3 separate regions of the Homo sapiens genome follow, and all the other regions are linked to region 2. The links are chromatin contacts, found by Hi-C or POLR2A ChIA-PET in ENCODE. All regions are on one chromosome and are shown on one strand. Each heading gives the region's core, a stretch centred on a gene start or an enhancer-like site at or near the end of the contact. The rest is flanking DNA. Distances are from core to core; before and after follow the strand shown. Region 1 has its middle 19 kb from the start of ARPC3. Region 2 holds the start of IFT81 (intraflagellar transport 81). Region 3 holds the start of PPTC7 (protein phosphatase targeting COQ7).

What was found. Hi-C counts contacts between places; a loop is a spot of excess contacts on that map. ChIA-PET counts read pairs that join two places held with the same protein, here RNA polymerase II (POLR2A). Pooled maps may share reads with other maps.
Region 1: a loop to region 2 is called in a map of CD4-positive, alpha-beta memory T cell, with 12 times the contacts of the local background. The contact joins the enhancer-like site here to the promoter of IFT81 in region 2. A Hi-C loop is called at or near these places in 1 of 168 maps with a recorded cell type or tissue (CD4-positive, alpha-beta memory T cell) and 11 of 50 pooled maps. POLR2A ChIA-PET finds 5 or more read pairs at or near these places in 17 of 52 experiments (A549, AG04449, AG04450 and 14 more).
Region 3: a loop to region 2 is called in a map of naive thymus-derived CD4-positive, alpha-beta T cell, with 2.2 times the contacts of the local background. The contact joins the promoter of PPTC7 here to the promoter of IFT81 in region 2. A Hi-C loop is called at or near these places in 1 of 168 maps with a recorded cell type or tissue (naive thymus-derived CD4-positive, alpha-beta T cell) and 11 of 50 pooled maps. POLR2A ChIA-PET finds 5 or more read pairs at or near these places in 2 of 52 experiments (activated T-cell and naive thymus-derived CD8-positive, alpha-beta T cell).

What each region holds. Positions count from the first base shown.
Region 1 is chr12:110,430,093-110,433,201 of GRCh38, reverse strand. It overlaps the pseudogene HMGA1P3. Among named protein-coding and RNA genes, the nearest start is that of ARPC3, 19 kb to the left of the region's middle. RefSeq lists an enhancer at 1,356-1,465. Within about 2 kb of position 1,386, at least 18 of the 41 ENCODE cell types and tissues checked have a DNase peak (open chromatin) inside an H3K27ac peak, as active enhancers do; they include HCT116 and endothelial cell of umbilical vein, where a contact is called at or near this core.
Region 2 is chr12:110,122,829-110,125,866 of GRCh38, reverse strand. It overlaps IFT81 (intraflagellar transport 81), which reads right to left and starts at 1,510. Exons shown (of 19, transcript NM_014055.4): 1 at 1,006-1,510. RefSeq lists a silencer at 1,427-1,696.
Region 3 is chr12:110,581,771-110,584,896 of GRCh38, reverse strand. It overlaps PPTC7 (protein phosphatase targeting COQ7), which reads left to right and starts at 1,579. Exons shown (of 6, transcript NM_139283.2): 1 at 1,579-2,088. The coding sequence starts at 1,866. RefSeq lists silencers at 1,427-1,756, 1,797-1,946.

The DNA of each region.
Region 1 (3,109 bases), core at 137-2,636, 310 kb before region 2:
GGAGTGCAGTGGCATGAACACGGCCCACTGCAGCCTCGACCTCTTGGGCTCAAACAATCTTCTCGCCTTAGCCTCCCCAGTAGCTGGGACTACAGGCACACATCTCCAGGCCCAGCTAATTTTGTATTTTTGGTAGAGATGGGGTATCATGTTTTTTTGTGTTTTTTGTTTTGGTTTGGTTTGTTTTTTGCTTTTTTTTTTTTTTTTTGAGACTGAGTCTCTCTCTGTCTCCCAGGCTGGAGTGCAGTGGTGCAATCTTGGCTCACTGGAACCTCTGCCTTCCAGGTTCAAGCTATTCTCCTGCCTCAGCCTCCTGAGTAACTGGGATTACAGGCTTGTGCCACCACGCCTGGCTAATTTTGTATTTTTAGTAGAGACGGGGCTTCACCATATTGGCCAGGCTGGTCTCAAACTCCTGACCTCAAGTGATCCATCCACCTCGGCCTCTTAAAGTCCTGGGATTACAGGTGTGAGTCACAGCGCCCAGCAAGACAAGGTTTTGCTGTGTTGTCCAGGCTGGTCTCAAACTCCTGGACTCAAGTGATCCACCCACCTCAGCCTCCCAAACACTGGGATTACAGGCATGAGCCACTGCACCTGTCCTAAATTAAAATTCTTAACCCAGAATCAGAGTTTTGGTGTTTGGGTTGGAACTTCTGCCACAGGGGTTACAGACATGTCAGAAAGGAGAGAAAGCCACCCTGATTCATTTCAAGATTACAGGTTTGGGGCCAGGCCTGGTGGCTAGAGGTCGAGGCTGCTATGAGCCATGATCGCACCACTGCACTCCAGCCTGGGCGACAGAGTTGAGACCCTGTCTCAAAAAAGAAAAAAAAATTTTATTTTAAACATATCACCACGTTGGCCAGGCTGGTCTTAAACTTCTGACCTTAAGTGATCCGCCTGCCTTGGCCTCCCAAAGTGCTGGCATAAGCGTGAGCCGCCGCGCCCAGCCAAATATATGTATGTATGTATATATATCTATAGACATATCTAGATATCTAGAGATATCTATAGATATCTAGAGATAGATCTATCGATCTATATATCTAGATATGTATCTAGATATAGATCTATCGATCTATATATCTAGATATATAGATCGATAGATATAGATCTATATATAGATATGTAGATATATAGAGCTATATAGATATATCTATATATAGATATGTAGATATATAGATCTATATATAGATATGTAGATATATCTATAGATAAATATCTATATATATAGATAGATATCTAGATATCTGTAGAGATCTATATAGATATATATATATTTTTGAGACGTAGTCTCGCTCTGTCTCCCAGGCTGGAGAGCAGTGGCGCGATCTCGGCTCACTGCAAGCTCCGCCTCGCTCCGCCTTCCGGGTTCACGCCATTCTCCTGCCTCAGCCTGCCGAGTAGCTGGGACTACAGGCGCCCGCCACCACGCCCCCCTAACTTTTTTGTATTTTTAGTAGAGACCACCGTGTTAGCCAGGATGGTCTCGATCTCCTGACCTCGTGATCCGCCCGCCTTGGCCCTCCAAAGTGCTGGGATTACAGGCGTGAGCCACCGTGCCCGGCCCCTTTTTTTTTTTTTTTTTTAATTGTGGAACCATCATGATAGAAAACCAGCTTACTCTGGGTCCTGTTCCCAGTTCCGTTACTGCCAGCAGGGGGCGCACGGGCCACAGGCGCTGGAACTAGCTTCTGGACCATTTCCCCTTGGGACTTTATCGTGGTAGGTGTTTTGTTTTGTTATATTTTGTTTTTTAATATATGCAAGAGGACAATTTCCAAATGATTTATTATAAATTATACATGAATATAGTCTGATTTTTTTTTTTTGATAGAGCCTTGCTCTGTCACCCAGGCTGGATTGCAGTGGCGCAATCTCAGCTCATTGCAACCTGCACCTCCTAGGTTCAAGCGATTCTCCTGCCTCGGCCTCCCAAATAGCTGGGATTACAGGCGTGCGCCACGATGCCCAGCTAATTTGTGGATTTTTAGTGGAGACAAGGTTACACCATGTTGGCCAGGCTGGTCTGAAACTCCTGACCTCAGGTGATCCACCCGCTTCAGCCTCCCAAAGTGCTAGGATTACAGGCGTGAGCCACCACGCCCGGTCCAATAGTATGAACTTTAAAATACAGCTTTAATTGAAATGTAATGCTGACATTAAAAACAATTATAATGTTGACTTTTTAGACAAGGTAATTTAGTAATAGTTCTCAGATTTTTATTTTCTTCCCCTTCTTTTTTTTTTTTTTTTTTTTTTTTTTTTTTTGAGACGGAGTCTCACTCTGTCGCCAAAGCTGGAGTACAGTGGCACCATCTCGGCTCACTGCAAGCTCCGCCTCCCTGGTTCATGCCATTCTCCTGCCTCAGCCTCCCGAGTAGCTGGGACTACAGGCGCCCGCCACCACGCCCGGCTAATTTTTTGTATTTTTAGTAGAGACGGGGTTTCACCGTGTTAGCCGGGATGGTTTCAATCTCCTGACCTCGTGATCCACCCGCCTCGGCCTCCTGAAGTGCTGGGATTACAGGTGTGAACCACCGCGCCCGGCCTTTTTTTTTTTTTTTTTTTTTTTTTAAATAAAGATGGGGTCTCACCATGTTGCCCACACTGATCTCGAACTCCTGGGCTCAAGTGATCCTCCTGCTTCAGCCTCTCAGAGTGCTAGGACTACAGGCGTGAGCCACTGCTCCCAGCCTCCAGATTTTATTATTTTTGATCAAGCAACTCAACTTCATATTGTTGAATGCTGGGAACACACACACACACACACACACACACACACACACGCACACACTGAAAATAGTTCAGCCGTCCTCTAATTGGGACTCCGAGCCAGGGCTATTTCTCGCGCTGGCGCGGTTCCAAGAAGCATCCCAGCCATCACTCTTTCACCTGCTCCTTAGAGAAGGGAAGATGAGCGAGTCGAGCTCGAAGTCCAGCCAGCCCTTGGCCTCCAAGCAGGAAAAGGAGGGCACTGAGAAGCGGGGCCGGGGCAGGCCGCGCAAGCAGCCTCCGATGAGTCCTGGGACAGCGCTTGTAGGGAGTCAGAAGGAGCCCAGCGAAGTGCCAACACCTAAGAGACCTCGGGGCCAACCAAAGGGAA
Region 2 (3,038 bases), core at 261-2,760:
AACTTGTTCACAGGCACAAGTACAACATAAGCCTAAATCTAAAGGAAATCAGGCTGGCAGTGAGAAAGATCATAACTTTTTAAAAAACTGAATATCTGATTTATTAACTGCTGAAACAGCTTTACCTAGGTAAATGCTTTAAGGATTAAAAATGAATTAAGCAATGAGTTGCTGCCGGGAGCTGTCGTTCTCTCCTGTAATCCCAGTACTTTGGGAGGCCGAGGCAGGCAGATCACTTGAGGTCAGGAGTTCGAGGCCAGCCTGGCCAACATGGTGAAACCCGGTCTCTACTAAAAATACAAAAATTAGCCAGGTGTGGTGGCGGGCGCCGGTAGTCCCAGCTACTTGGGAGGCTGAGGCAGGAGAATTGCTTGAACCCGGGAGGCGGAGGTTGCAGTGAGCCGAGATCGCGCCACTGCACTCCAGCCTGGGGGACAGAGAGAGACTCCGTCTCAACAGAAAAAATAAAATAAAAAAGATAATTTCTCCACAATGATGAAAAATTACGCACAAATAATTATTATTGCTAAGAAATAAGTCAAAAGAGGATAGGAAGGATAACCACCATGGCTTATAATAAATCTGAGGTTTCCTTTAAGCTATAAAAGGAAAACCTTTACGTAAGTTTTTTTTTAAAATCCATATTGGAAGTGCAAGTTTTCCATTGTTTAAAGTATTTTAAGTAAAAGTCCACGTCATAACCTTTGCGTGCAGAAATATGTATTTCATTTTAAATGATTTAGAAATTATCTATAGGTCTACTCTTTTTTCCCTTAAAAAAAAATCTGGATAAACTAGTACAACGTTTCCAGGAAGGCAAAATAAACCAGTTGGGTTCCCCCCAAGTCGCCCACCAGCCTGCAAAAATGGTCACTCGATAAGGACAAAGATGTACTGAACAGGAAGGCTGTCTGTGCCCAGCGGGCTCTGCGCTCTAAAATTAGCAAAAGCAATTACTGTCCCTCTTCTAGCGCGAAGTCGCCGCGCTAATTCCCAAGCACTCACCCACAAACGAGTCGCAGGAGGCGGGGAACAATGAAAACCAGGACGTGCGTGTTCTCTGGCACAATTTGGGAGAGAAACCGTGCTGCCTGGGTCCCAGGCTGGCACGAGCATCGACCCGCAGCCTCCTGGGAGTACCAGAAATAGTGTCCCCCTCCCCGGGCTCGGGACAGGGGACAGGGGACCCCACACCCGACCGGGCCTCTAGCGGGGGCTGCCCTGGGCCCCTCGACAGTTCATCCCTCCAGGGAGCGGCCTGGATCCGCTCGAATCCCAGAAGGGGCCCGATTCCCCTATCCGGGGGCTTAACCGCGACGACCCCTTCCACTTGCGAGGTGCTGCATCAGGACCGAGAGAGGACGGGAGCTCTCTCCTATTTCGGGGTTCAGAGGAGCTTCCGACCGCGAGTTGGCGAGGTTACCTCAAATTCTCCTCACGAAACCGTTTCCCCACCCCCCAGGAGGCGCCCGGGCTCTAGACCGCTCCCAGAGTCGAGCTCCTTGGCAACGGTTGCTAGGCCGTAGAGTTACGTCACTTCCGGGCGAGCGGCCGCTCTCCCGCGCGCGCGCGCACGAGCTGGGGGGCGGGGCCGGGCCAGGGCGGGGAGGACGGGCGCGGGGCGGAGCGGACGGGGCGGGGCGGGGCGGAGCGGACGGGACGGGGCGGGACGGGGCGGGGCGGACGGGGCGGACGGGAGCCGGGCTTACTTGCAAAGCGGGCCCACGTGCTGAGCCACTGCAGACAGCCGAGGGCATTTGGGACTGTTACTCCGACCTAGACGCGCTACAATAAGCTTCCCGAAAGTCCTGCACTTCGCAGTTTACAAAATACTCTCTGCATGATTAACCTATGTTAAATGCGTGTGATGTTTCATTCATTCATTCATTCATGCATGCATGCATGCATTCATGCGCCAAACGTGGGTGATGATTTTTGTTTGTTTTTGAGGCAGGGCTGGGTGGTAGGGGGGTTGGGATGAGCAAGCATTTGGCCAGTGCTTCAAATTTAGGTTTTTGACATAAGTATCTCCAAATTAGGTTATGCATAGGAACAATTGTAGTGAGGCTCTGGCAGGATTAAAAGAAGACACATTCATCATAGAGATTTCAGCTTCTGTGTCACATTACTGGGCCACATTGCCTGTACTGGGAATTAAATTTTTTTAAACCCAATACGTTTTGAGTATGCTGAGAGCCTGAAAGGGGGTGTGGGAGAACTAAGTGTCCTAATGTTCCTTTGGCTTCTGAGTGGGCTCTCTTTAGGTGACTGCAGAAATAAATTAAATCCTCCTTGTGGTCTTCATGGAGTTCACATCCCACGCAGGACGCAGGGAGATCTTTGTGCCCAGTCACTGATGAGGTTTAAAAGTCTACTGGAATTTGCACTAGCTGGTTTGTGGGAGACCTTAGTTGGCAAATGGTATTTTGAACCAACCTCTATTAGACTAGAGACCACGATACTTAGTGATATCAGCTGGCAATGAAAGAAAGAGAAGGAAAAAAAATCAAATTATTGATACCTTGAAAACTTAGTTGCCTGCTCAAACAGCATAGGAGAAACCAACTATAGCTTTAGCATCAGACTTACCACAACAAAAAATAACAGATTACGTATTAGGCATTTCCTATATGCCCTGTACTGTACAGGCTGCTGGAAATGCAGAAGGGCAGGACTTACCTGGCCCCTGCCCTGATGGAGCTGACAGTCTAGTGCCGGCAGAGATTATTAAAGGGGCAACACCAATACAATTGAGATAAATGCTGTAACAAGAGAAGCCAATGATTAGGAGCCCAGATTAAGGGCCTCAAGTTTATTTGGGGAGGGTGGTGCCAAAGGGGCCATACCATCAGGAAAGTTTCTGTCAAATGGAGTGATGTTTAAGGATCAGTAAAAATTAGGCCTGGCACCGTGGCTCACGCCTGTAATCTCAGCACTTTGAGAGACCAAGGCAACAAGATAACTTTGAGCCCAGGAGTTCAGGATCAGCCTGGGTAACAGAGCAAGACCCTTTCTCTACAAAAAATTAAAAGCAAAAA
Region 3 (3,126 bases), core at 330-2,829, 460 kb before region 2:
GTCATTTCTTCCGTCCAATTTTGATGAAAGCTCTTAAAGACAGAAACATATATATAGACAGTACTTGGCACACTGTGAACTGCAAAAGTGTTTAATGATGACAGTAATTAGGATAACGGAATAATATGTGTTGAGTTGATAGTTGGCAGCATTTTAAATATATTAAGAAAGCATAAAAAAGGACCATTTAAAAACGAGGTGGGAATCCCCAAAGTAACAATGGTCTTGTTAAAAGTGAACTAGAAAAAGACTGCTGTTTCTGAGAAATATATGTTTCAATCAAACTAAAAATTACTCTAAATTGAATTACTTGCCCCAAAGCTCATTTTCTGTTGTTTGTGAACCCCATTCACTCAATCATTCCTGTATTCAACAAACATGACTTTCTTTTATCATTTGTGTTCTTATTCCATTACTCCTTCCTTTTTTTTTTTTTGAGATGGAGTCCAGCTCTGTCTCCCAGGCTGGAATGCAGTGGCGCTGTCTCGGCTCACTGCAACCTCTGCCTCCCAGGTTCAAGCGATTCTCCTGTCTCAGCCTCCTGAGTAGCTGGCATTACAATCGTTTGTCACCAAGCCCAGCTAATTTTTTTTTGTATTTTCAGTAGAGACCATGTTGGCCAGGCTGGTGTTGAACTCCTGACCTCAAGTGATCTGCCCACCTCGGCCTTCCAAAGTGCTGGGATTACAGGTGTGAGCCACCACGCCCAGCCCATTATTCCTTCTTTTATTCCACAGACATTTACACACTCTCCTACTGTGTGCCAGGCATTGCTTTAGATTCTAATAATTGAGCAGCAAATGATCCTTGTCCTTGGGAAACTTAGAATCTAGTGAAATATTCATTCATTCTTTCATTCATTCACATATTTACTGGGTGCTCACGTGTTCTGGGGATACAGCAACAGAAAACACAGGACCCTCAGGTAAACGAATTACATTCCAAAGGGTAGAAGCGAAAGCAAGGGCAAAGGTCTTGAGACAGCTGTGAGCATGGCTAGAGGCCAGTTAGCAAAAGGGACATGACACCATCTGTGTCCCCTCCCACTCTGATAGGGACACATAACATTTTCTCAATTTTTCCTAAAAGACTACAAAAAGTCTCTTCTTTCCAAACAGTTTGCCGCCCTAAATCCTTCCAGTATATTACTTGGGGAGGTGTCACTAGATCTGTGTACCTCTGTTTCTCATTATGTGACTCCATTCTGGTTTCTTGCAGGTTTTTGTTTAAAGGAATGGTGGCGTTATTTATTTAAAACAGGCTTTAAAAGATACGGTTAAAACAGGGTAGAAAACCCTCACGTGGCCCACCTGCAATTCCTACTAACTTAACATAGGTCCCGCGTCTGAGGAATCCCCCTAGGTCCTAAATCTTTGGCAGCCAAGTCAAAAGTGACTACGACTCCGGGACTATAATTCCCAAGAGACACTGCGTCCGCACCCTCTGCGCATGTTCAACCTTGGTGACTGCATAAGGCAGCGAGCCCAAGGGGCTGGGCTTGGGCCTGAGCGGTGAATCGGGGCGGGGCTAGGGGCAGGGCCAGGGAGGGGGCGGTGCTGCCGGCACCGCCCGGAACACGCTAGTGGAGCGGAAGATGGCGGCGGCGGCGGCGGCCGCTGCAGCCGGGACTTCAGTTGGGCTGAGGCGGAGGAGCCGCCGCTTCTGACCTCGCTCTGGCTCCGGTGCGCGCGGCTGAGCGCGTGCGAGGCCCCGCGCGTCGGGCAGGGGCGGCGGCGGCCACTGCGCGCCGCCCTGAGGAGCGCCCCAGCGGCGGCGCGACTGCGGCTGAGGAGAGAGCCGGCTCCGGGCCTCCGCGTCCTCCTGCTCCCCCGGCCCCCCGCCTCCTCGGGGGGGCGGCGGCGGCGATGTTCTCGGTCCTCTCGTACGGGCGGCTGGTGGCCCGCGCCGTGCTCGGCGGCCTCTCGCAGACCGACCCCAGGGCCGGCGGCGGCGGCGGCGGCGACTACGGACTGGTGACGGCCGGCTGCGGCTTCGGGAAGGACTTCCGTAAGGGCCTCCTCAAGAAGGGCGCGTGCTACGGGGACGACGCGTGCTTCGTGGCCCGGCACCGTTCCGCGGACGTGCTCGGTGAGTCCCCGACCCGGTTCCCTTGCCCCAGCCTCGGATCCGCCTCCCGGGGACTCCCCGCGCGGGGCTTCCCCAGTTCCTCCCGGCGGCGAAAGGAGCCAGAGCGCTCACATGGAGGGAGCGCTTACTATGCGCCAGGCGCCGTGCCAAGCGCTCCGAGGCGCGTTTTCCGCTTGAACGACCCCCATTTTAGAGAGGAGGAAACTAAGGCGCACAGCGGTCAAGTCGTGTGCTCAAGGTCACAACCCGAGAGTGTGACCGGTCTGTCCGAGTCCAGAGCCACACTCTCGGTCTCACTCGGCCGTGCCAGCCCTGGGCGACCTCGTCCCCTCCCTGGGCGACACCTGCAGGCTCCTAACCTCGTTCTGGTTCCCTCTCCGCATGCCCCGGGGATCCCTGCCTCTTCGCGTGCTCCCGACACCACAGCCCGGCCCAGGCTGCGGGATCGCCGGCCGACAGGCAGTCGTGAGCCCCCAGACAGCCCGGCCGTATTCTTTCGCCGCCTGGATGGTAACCAAATCTTCACCCTTTTCGGAGTGTGGCGGTGGGGGCTGCTGGCTTGGCGAAAAAACCCTCACAGCGTTTTCTCCCAAATTGATCTTGTCCACTTGCGGTCACTTGGGGGTTGGCAGAGTCTCCTTGATCCAAAATAGAATGGTCGAGCCTACTTGTAGATTGCAGCCGGTAAAGCTCTGAGGATTGGTCACAGCCTTTTCAGGCCACAGGTGCTCCCTGAGGCCTATTCCAGTTATACCTTTTGGGGGTGGGAGACTACGGAGAGAGCTGGCAGAAAGGGCTAAATATAGTTCACAAGCAGTCAGAAACTTTACCATAATGTACGCCTTAGGAGATTTTGTGTATGCTATGGGATATTGTGCCGTTAAAACTCTTTGAATGAATAAAGCAATGCGCTCGCTTTGAAATTGAAGGACGTGTTGTCATTGAACTTGGGTTCAAATGTCACTTTGATTTCCCTTCCCAGGTGAGACTAAGTTTTTGGTTACTTTAAATTTCATATGCTGAGGCAGAGTTTGGCAT